Linked DNA regions of Homo sapiens: region 2 is linked to region 1. Evidence: chromatin loops called from intact Hi-C (ENCODE). Cell type or tissue: gastrocnemius medialis. All regions are shown on one strand.

Region 1 (5,000 bases):
CTCTTCCAGTTAGCTCTGAGCCATTAGAGCACGCAGCTAGTAGGTCCTTCTGTCTAACTAATAATTGCCTATTATTGATATTAATTAACATTTTTTGCACCTTTCCTCAGTTTTGACCTAGTATCTGTTGGTAGTCTAATCACTGTGGCCTATTAAAAGTCAAAATACAGGGGCCTACAGTAGTCACGAGCCATTTATCAAAAAGCAAACAAGGCCAATTAAACAGGCAGCCAGACAGTTGTCTTGATTTGCCGCTGACTGTTTCTTGATCACCATTATAAATTGCTAATAGGGCAGAAAGCGCTAAGCGGGGAGCATCTGTGGGGGTCTGGTTATTGCTCACTCCCCGCCTGGTGACAGGTGAGAGAGAGGCTAGTGATGGTCTTATTGATGTGAACTGCCCATCAATTGGTAGTTATTGTTAAAGTTCATGATGCTACAGCTGATCCCGTCCTGCTGAGAGTCAATCAAATTAATTAGAGCTAGAAATTCTTCTTTATTATTTTAAAGCACCGGTACAGAAAGAAGCCCTGTAATTTGGATCCAAAGGCAATGAAGAAAAAAAATCTTCATGTAGTACAGTGTGAAAAAAAAAAATCAGATATTGCTTCTTCCATTATTTATAATAAGGTTTGCGGCTAAAGGTTTTTATAGGCACAGATCAAGAGATCATAATAGAAGCATATTGACAGATTTTTTTCTGCAATACTCTAAGGAACTGGCTGTAGCAGGAAAATATATCAAAACCTTATCATCAGAGCTGAGATCTTCTGTGAAAAATCAATAAAGAGTTATACATGGTTTGAGTTTAAACAGTTCTCTGTAGTCATTTAAACATAGTGCATCTGTACAGCTTTTTACCTCTGGAGACCAAGGTAACCTAGCAACTGCAGGGCTTAAACCGATTAACTACAAATGAAGTACTGTACGCCTATCAAAGCAATTGTTCATCGTTGCCTTTGTTGCAGAGACTAAGCTAATTGAACATGATACAGTATGAAGATAATTAACACCCATGAGTTTGTTAATTGCCTGTTAGCATTACAACACAGTCTCTTGGTTTCTTTTTAACTGTCTCCTTTGTAGCCTCTTACTTCCCTTAAAATGGTGCAGGACCTGTTTAACTGGCAATGATATCTTGGAGTTTATTAACCCTTTTAAAATTTTTTTTTTTTTTAAAAAAAGCCATCTTAATGAAGCATATTGCATGTGCTTGTTAAATGCAAGCTCCCACTTTGTCGCTCTATTTTCCCAAGATTGGAAATTTGTTTTACAGATACTGTACAAACTATGTTTATTTTTCGTGCTAATTTATTTCAAGCAATTTAGCCATTATAAATGCTCTTGAAAAAAAAACAGCTTTAGTGGTTCCCTTTATTACTCAGCTGCTCTGCTTTCGAGAGTAAGCGATAAATGTCTTTGAGGGTTGGAATATTAATTGAAGGCAGCATCTGGTCAGCAGCTGACCGGCTCCAGTTGTCCTGCTCCAACCGAGCAGGCGAGAAAGAAGCTTTGCTGGCTCTCTTTGCCAGGCTCTCACTTTTCCTTGGAGCCATGGACTAAATGAACCCCCATTTTATCTCTGCTGGATCACTGCATGGATGCCAGAAAATCAATTGGGCAGGAAAATCTGTTAATCTAAAGTGAATTCAATCTAAGGAATCATTTAAAATAAAAATTTCAATCATTACTTTTTCAGAAAAGCACTTTTTTCCCTCAAGTCTGTGTGTACATGTCATGACGATACTTCGAAAGGACCTATAGCAAGAGTAATTTGAAGTCAATAGAATTGTCTTGCAAAGAACAATTTGCTTTTTGGAAAAAAAAAAAAATAGGGTGGCTGATTACAAACTTAAGAGGAAATGGAAAACCCAAACACTGTGTGGCCAGAAACCATTAACACACTCTAGCCCAGAATACACATCAGGACAGATTTTTCTCCTGTTGAGAAGGAATACCTTGGCTGTGTTACAATTGTTTAACTTGGATTTTCCTGCACGATCCTCTGTGTTTGTCGTTACCATGTCGCGGTTAATACTTGCTGGTAAGCCAGTCCCAGGGGAGCCATTTCTAGTGCCCAATTACAAGTTCTATCATCAATCATAAGTATTATTTATTCAACAAAATGAATTGCTAATTAATAACTGATGAGCATTATGGCCTTGAAGACTATAACACTATTAATTATGGTTGGCATGAAAGGGGTCTACCTGGCACATTTTCACCACAATTAGCCCTGGAAGCTTTCATGGACTATGTCTATTAAGATAATATAAGAAAAGGCTGACCTTCCTTCCCCTCCTGCATAAGGACTAATACATTATCTCAGGTTAGAACTTCACCAAATCAACCCCGGTATTCCAACATTGTTTTTCCTGTGCACCATGACTTGTATGAGAAGCATGGCATGGAGAAAAGAACTCCCCATAGAGGTTGGCAGGTACAAAATGCAGCCACACATGCCCAGCCGTGCTCCTGCTGAAATGCTGCAAGGGGTGACTCAGCCATAGCCTAGCACTTGGAATGTGGCTGCCAGCTTATTTTTAGACTCAGTTGTTGCCCAGCTCCTGTTCTGAGCTCTGGGTCCAGGCACACAGCAGCTAAATCACTTCAGCAGGCAGCTGGCAGACGAAGACTGTTCACATTTACTGGCAGGCTGGTGGGAGTACATCGTTCACCTTAAGGACTTCCTGATCAGACACTTAAAGAAGGGAAGCTAAGAAATGCCCTCTTGCCCACTACTGGGGAAGGAGAAAACAGTAGGTTTGAAGAATGAACACACACAAAAATATAATACTGCTGTGAACCTCTTTGAAAGCAGAACAAATCTACTACCTCTGTGCTCTGTGTAGCTAAGTCTCTATGCCCAAAGCTCTGTGGGTGACCAAATATGGGTGGATGATAAAGCACTGCAAAGACTTTTTAAAGTTATACGAATAATATAAGGGAAAAACTTTTTTCCTCCTGCATATGTGTAAGCTCTAGAAGGAAAGAGCTTGTTAAATAGTTATCTGGATCATTCTGTAGTTTAGACAATTATTTCACATTTAATGCTGGATGGATTTTGGAGAATAAGCAATTTACATGAATCAAATTAACTAAAGAAATGAAAAAGCACTCTCTTTCTGCTGGATAAACAGAACAGCCAGTCTCGCATTATTTCAGTTAAATATGTTTAGGGTTCAAATTATACAAGCATCTTCCCTTACCATTCTGTCAAACAGCAGAGATCTCAGCCCTCTTTTTGTGGGTGGTTACATGTGTCCTTTGAGGGGAAAAAAGAAAAGAAAAAGTGCACCCCACATCCATATGGCATGATTATCGGTGAAGTTATTTTTAGCTTTACAAAATCAAGAGTTAGGAAAATTCATAGAGTGAAAGAAATGTTCATAAAACAGCCTAATTAAGCAAAACATTTTTCAGAGTTTCCACCACATTTCTCTGTAAAGACACTGACAAGTGAATACACCCAGCTGGTAAGGGCTTGCCAGCATTTAGGTTAGTAAAGTGGTAAATTATTTGTGTTTCATGGTGGCAAATGTACCTATTTCTGCAAAGGCTAGGACAGAACAGCCAAAAGAGGCCATTTAGTTGACACTGATTAATGGAAAGAGCAAGTAAAAATTTAAGGAAGGAAGGGAGAAAAAAGGGGTAGAAAGAGTTCAGTGGAAGTGGAAGAGGAAAAATGGAGGATGGGCTGGTAAGAAACCTTGGATTCAAAAGCTGGCTCCACCACTTTCTGCATTCAGAAGCCTGAACAAATCAGTTCATCTATCTGAGCCTCAGTTTACACTTTTGTAAATGGGAGTTATTCATACTTCTACTTGTCTTGAAGATTTGTAGGGAGGAGCCAGTGAATAGGGTGTTTGTGTCTTTAGTTTTGAAAGCACTTTGAAAACAAATAGTTACATAGAAATGTAAGATTTCTAATAATTTTGCTTGTTTGCTACTGAGAGGTGAAGCCAGCTGGACTTCCTAGGTTGAGTGGGGACTTGGAGAACTTTTCTGTCTTACAAGAGGATTGTAAAATGCACCAATCAGTGCTCTGTAGCTAGCAAGAGGATTGTAAAATGCACCAATCAGCAGGATCCTAAAAGTAGCCAATCTCAGGGAGGATTGAAAAAAGGGCACTCTGATAGGACAGAAACAGAACATGGGAGGGGCCAATAAGGGAATAAAAGCTGGCCACCCCAGCCAATAGAGGCAATCCGCTCGGGTTCCCTTCCATGCTGTGGAAGTTCTGTTCTTTCGCTCTTCACGAGAAACCTTGCTACTTCTCACTCTTTGGGTCCATGTCATCTTTAAGGGCTGTAACACTCACTGCAAAGGTCCCACGGCTTCATTCTTGAAGTCAGCGAGACCACGAACCCACCAGAAGGAACAAACTCTGGACACACTACTAGCCCATCTCAATCCAGTTATTTCAAGCAAAGTGGCCAGGTAGGCTCCAAAGGCTGTATGTAGAAGGGAACATATCACCCAGACCCTCAGTTTGAGAATTAAAGACTGGGTCAGTAGTTGAGAGTATTGAAGCCTGCATGAGGGAATATCATGTTTTCTTACATCAAAAGTCAAGCAAAGATACCTGAGCCACAAATAGCCACTTCCTACGATCACACCTGAGGCTACCCCTACAGAGAACTCCAACCTTATGCACAATAATAACATCAGGAAATTAACGAGGTAGTTATTCTGGATAGGTCTGGTGTGGGGCCTAGAAAAATCTGCATCTTAATCAGCAGCTCTGGTCTTTCTGAGGCAGGCAGTTCACAACTACCAAACGAGAGACCGAGTTATGACTCCTGTGAGTAGAGCACAGCCCCAGCATGCACTTCTCTCATTCTGCAGCATGGTTGTGAACATATTTGGACCAGGAGGCATCTTTTCAAGAGTCAAGAGAAACAAGGAATGGTGGAGGCTCAGTCCTTGTTTTCGGTAAGACAGGCTTGATTCAAGAAGTTATTTGCTCCTAGACTGCATGGGAAAGGCACTGTTTTGTA
Region 2 (5,000 bases), 75 kb after region 1:
TATGTATTTATATACATACATACAATATAGAAAAGTTGATGCAAAAAACATTGGCTTGAATCTGAGAAGCTGAATTACATGTTCGTATTATTTTTTACTTTCCTCATCTGCAAGAGGAAAAACTTATGGTCCTTGCATATTTTAAAGACATTAATAAGAACAAATGCCATCGTTTTCAGGTAGTGTGCTAGGCACATTACATTATTTTTAATTATCCTAATACCCTTCAAAAATAAACATAACTCTTCCCATTTTACAGATGAAAAAATAATCTCAGTGAGTTTATAGGTGACTTGCCCAAGACTACAGACCTGAAATTTAAGCCCAATACGGCAGGCTCAAAAACTCTGGTTACTATACCGGATGTCCCAGACTGTTAACAGATTGAGTTCCAAAAAAAAAAAAAAAAAAAAACTGTCACATATGAGATATTAAATCATAAAAATAGATTTTTAAATGATAAAAATGTTTTGTTCAGTTGTTAATAAACTGTGTGCAACTTAGAAACATTAGCCAAACACACCATTCTTATACAGGTATATTTTTCCCTTCAGCATAATAATTTGATTTCCATTTTTTTTAATATTGGAGAAGAGAGATAAAAGGAGGCCGTAACAGATAAGCACACTGTATTAAAGGTCCAAGAATTAGCACTGAGACACATTTTTTCCAGTTAATCCTTAATACAAATATTAAATCCAATTAACTACCAGCAACCCACTACCTATTCTCACAAAATTTGTTTCTCAAAGTTAAAAATTACAAATGGCTGGCCTACGATGTTCCTGAATCAGAAAAACCTAACTTCTGATTAAAACCTCTAAATGTCACTATTTCTGTTAACTAGAAAGGAAACAAGTCTGAATAAAAGTACCATAATTTGCTCTAAGCAGAATCTACAGATTTATTGTATTGTGAGCTATTCCTCCTAAGATTTTTCAGGTAGCCAAGTCACCCACCAAGATACTGTTTGAAGAAGACTAGATATTTAGCAAAATGAAACTGATGCCAGATTATTTTCATTTTCCTTAATAAAATACAAACAAGAGCACAAAATTCACTTATATATCATCATTTTATACTTATAAATAATGCTCAGAATTCAAATAGGGTCAAGTGCAGAAATATTTCCTATATGCTAGTGTGTAAATATAAACTAATTATATACATAATGTGCCTTTGGCCCAGTTGTAAAATAAAAGACATCAAAAAGAAACACTGCAGTTGACTGTTTCATTGCATTCTCACTGAGAATTCGTACCAGTGCCAACGTAGTTACAGTTCTACTTAACTGTTCCACTGCATTCTTATTGAGAATTCGTACCAGTGCCTATGTGGTAACAACTTTCATACCGCTTAATGTAAACACCTAAATAGACATTTCTCCCAGTTGTAAATATCTCAGGAGCTAAAATTCTATCAATTTTTAATAATGAAGTAGTCAAAATCTTAACCAAGTTTCATTCCTTAAAACAAACACAATTAGAGAACTTACTCTTAACCAAAGTTCTTCCTATGTCAAAATGGATATTTACGGGTTATACATACAGAAAACAAGAAGGCAATCATGTTTGCTTACTTTTAGAATGGACAAAAAAGTATCTAAAAGCTGTCTCAATAGTGTGGGTCTTTGTACATTCAAAAGGATCTTACTTCACTGATATAACTTGCTTTTAATTTTAATACCCAGTATATATAACTTTGAGATGTTCAAATAGCTAGGCAATCTGAATTCAAATGATACACAAGCATACCCTTAGAGGGGCAAAAAAAGTAAGTGCCACCGAAAAAGCAATAACTGACATCAGTAAGACTATAAATATCCAGTTGAAGGCACGTGGAAGCATTTACTACTCTGCCGTCAAAGATTCTCCACTTAGTTCAGGATCAGGAATAGAATCAGCTCCAGGAACTGTGGAGTTGGTTTCAATCACTGAGGCTTCCTCATTCTCAGTCTCTTGTTTCTCCTCTGGTTCCTCTGAGTCAGATGCTTTTTCAATCACTTGGTTTGTCTGTTCTGTAGCTGGTATTTTGTCATCTGTCTGCTCTGTATTATCATCAAGAACATCGTGTTCTAAAGATTCTGAAAAGATAAAGATTCAAAACTTTAGGAATACCTGAACGTTAAAACTGCTAAATAAGGCAAGCAAAAAAGATAAACACACACACACACACACACACACACACACACACACACACACAAAGAAACCATACAATTGTCTAACATTATCCTTAAAATCTTTTACAATAAGTACATAACTCTCTTTACAGTTAGTATGATAGAAGAAAAAAAAAGTAATTCAGAGGAAAAAAACCCATAAATATACTTTTTCTAATGTCCCATATTTTCATACAAAATAAGTTACTAAAGACACATCTGAAAGTTGAAGTCCAAAAATCATAGTCCCAACAGAATTATGTGCTATAATACAATAGTCCAGCAAACAATGCAAATGTATTAATGTCCAGATTACATTTCCTGAAGAAACTGTTTCCCTTGTGTCCAGGCAACCCTGTGAGTAATATGTAAATGTGTACTTTGTGGGTGGGTGGGTGGGTGTGTGTGGGTGTGGGTGGATGGTGCGTTCCTACACTGATATACATCTCTATTATCCAAAAACTGGGAAGTCAGGTTTCTATCTTTTCCAAAGGCATGACTAGTCTCTCCTCATCCCTCTGCAAGACAAGTCCTCTGTATTTAACCTCTGGGTCAGAATGTACTACATACCTAGCATGTTAGGGAGAGAAAGAGAAGGGTCTTTTAATCCCATCTCCATAGCAGAAGTTAAGGGTACTAGTCCCTACATGAAAATTTACTCCTTTTAAACTCTCTAAGTATTATTGAATTCAAATCCCTTAAAAATAATATAACAATTGTATTGAATAAACTGCCTTTAATTCTTTAAGGTTTAAAGAACAGGATGGAGGAGGGAATGACTGGAGCAGACAACCTTTGGGCCACCCAATTTCTACATTAAAGATAAAAATCTAGCTTTAAGGTATTTCTTTGTTTATGTAAAAAACAGCAATTAGTATTTTTGCTAGTAGAAATATGGCCAAACCATATCAGTTGAGAAAAAAAGCATATTTTTCCACTCTCATAGATGATTTCTTACGATATACTACAAATGTTACTGATTCAAAAACTCTGGAGGGAAGGCCAGCCTTAGTAAAAAGTTCTAATTAAGTTCCTTGTATAATAAAGGTCAGTTTTGCTAAATAAATAAAATTGTTTTGCAAAGAAATTATGTGTTATATGCACATGTGTTAATATGGAAGTCTTAGAAATCCATGGTTTTACCATACAAGTTTATCTATAGCTCACATACTCTATGCCAAGACTTTAAAAATATTTAAAAAGAATTATTTCTTTAAAGAGATACCTTGGACTCTGGCTTATATAATTAGTTATAACCACCTTCCACCTTTTGATATGTAGAATAAAGGCCCAAATTCTATAGTTTTACTATATGAAAACTTCCTATGCTCACAAAAAATAGTAAGGAATGTCCATAAATTAATTTGTGCCAAATCTCATTTTTAAAAATCCTATCTGTATCTTAACATGGCACTTAAAATGGCATTGCTACACACATGGAATTTTATAAAAATCCAAGTTAGAAAACAGTAAGTCACTTGAATTTTGTTATTTCAATGTTCCAGAGCAGAAAGGAAAAGCAGAAAGGGCAAATGAAACTACAGGCATGTACAAATCATTTCTGCTACAAGGGCAAACAAGTTATCCGTGGAAAACTTCAGGAGTCACCAATCATTTGTAATTCTACCCTCACAGAATGTATCCAAGACAGAATGTTAAGCGTCATGGTTTTCCACAACTCTCTGGCCATAGAGCAGTATTTACTTGGCAAGAACTTCACAATTTCTTATAGTTTAGTAAGCCTTCTGAAACAAACCAATAAAGCCACAAGAAATGAAAAAACAAAAAGCTAAGAATCCAGGATGTAACTCACCAATAAACATGTTTAAGTGAAAACAGGCCCACATAGTTTGTCATATTCTGTCTGACAGACTGCCTCAATACTGTACTGAAACAGGAGAGGTATCAAAATTCAAGGCTTGTCATATTAAAGTTTTGTGATGTTACTATTTTCAAAAATAGACTTTACTAGTCAAAGCCGATTTAATGTACAAATTCTGGGGCCACAAAGAAATGGTTAATACAAGGAGGAGAACTACAATACTGAAATTTTTAAATGTCTGCAATACAAGAATTCATAGAAATACCATGTGCTATCATAATCAGAAAACAAGATACACGAAGTCTTCCAGTCACTACTGTATTTCAGAGAATATGTGGAAGACTACAAAATTGGTGAAATGGGTGGAAATTGAAAATAATCAAAGAGCCTATTAATGATTAAGTTTCTTCCCCTGGGTTAATTTGCAGAAAAGCAATTTTTTAATGGCAGTAACACTACAAAAAATTGGTATGTGACATGACATCTACAATGTAGACATCAGGTAGTCTAAATAAGATAGGTATTGATGTTTGGATGCCAATGCCATTTTGTAAGAAGTCATCAAACAAGATCTAAATAATTAAGTGTAAATGATTAACAGAGAATTACATATAAATTTAATAATCACAGAGCTTTATAAGATTATTTAATGTGTTACAAACATACTTTTTTCATTTTTATGGAAGCACATCATTTGCCCATTCTAACAAAAACAGCAAATTTCTTCCATGAAGTTGTAGTTTAAAACAGCTTGGTGGAATAAAATATATTTCGCAAGATGTTAATATTTGGGCATAAAATACTATAAGAGAAACCAGGCTTTGTGTTCACACTAATTAAACAACCCTACTCTTCCCTTTATGGCCCAGTTTAAGACTAAGACATGAAACAATTACCTGAATGACCTAATTCCATCTGTAAGAAAAATTTTAAAATCGACTCTGGCATCTATAATGTCAAGAAAACAATATACCACAATGCCATAAAACAAAAAATGATCCATGCAATTTCTTTCCCCAC

What was found. Peaks named below come from ENCODE experiments on the same cell type or tissue, not always from the same donor. Only the 100,000 strongest peaks of a DNase experiment are listed, where the experiment ranks them.
Region 2: a loop joins it to region 1, with 10 times the contacts of the local background. A loop is called at or near these places in 4 of 110 quality-filtered maps.

What each region holds. Positions count from the first base shown.
Region 1 is chr2:175,853,403-175,858,402 of GRCh38, forward strand. No RefSeq gene overlaps it. Among named protein-coding and RNA genes, the nearest start is that of LNPK, 150 kb to the right of the region's middle. In gastrocnemius medialis, no CTCF peak of the experiment used is centred here; DNase peaks (open chromatin) are centred at 1,499 and 2,539; H3K4me3 peaks cover 1,277 bases; H3K27ac peaks cover 2,978 bases.
Region 2 is chr2:175,928,117-175,933,116 of GRCh38, forward strand. It overlaps LNPK (lunapark, ER junction formation factor), which reads right to left. Exons shown (of 13, transcript NM_030650.3): 13 at 1-2,083. The coding sequence ends at 1,851. Among named protein-coding and RNA genes, the nearest start is that of LNPK, 72 kb to the right of the region's middle. In gastrocnemius medialis, no CTCF peak of the experiment used is centred here; no DNase peak of the experiment used is centred here; H3K27ac peaks cover 4,478 bases.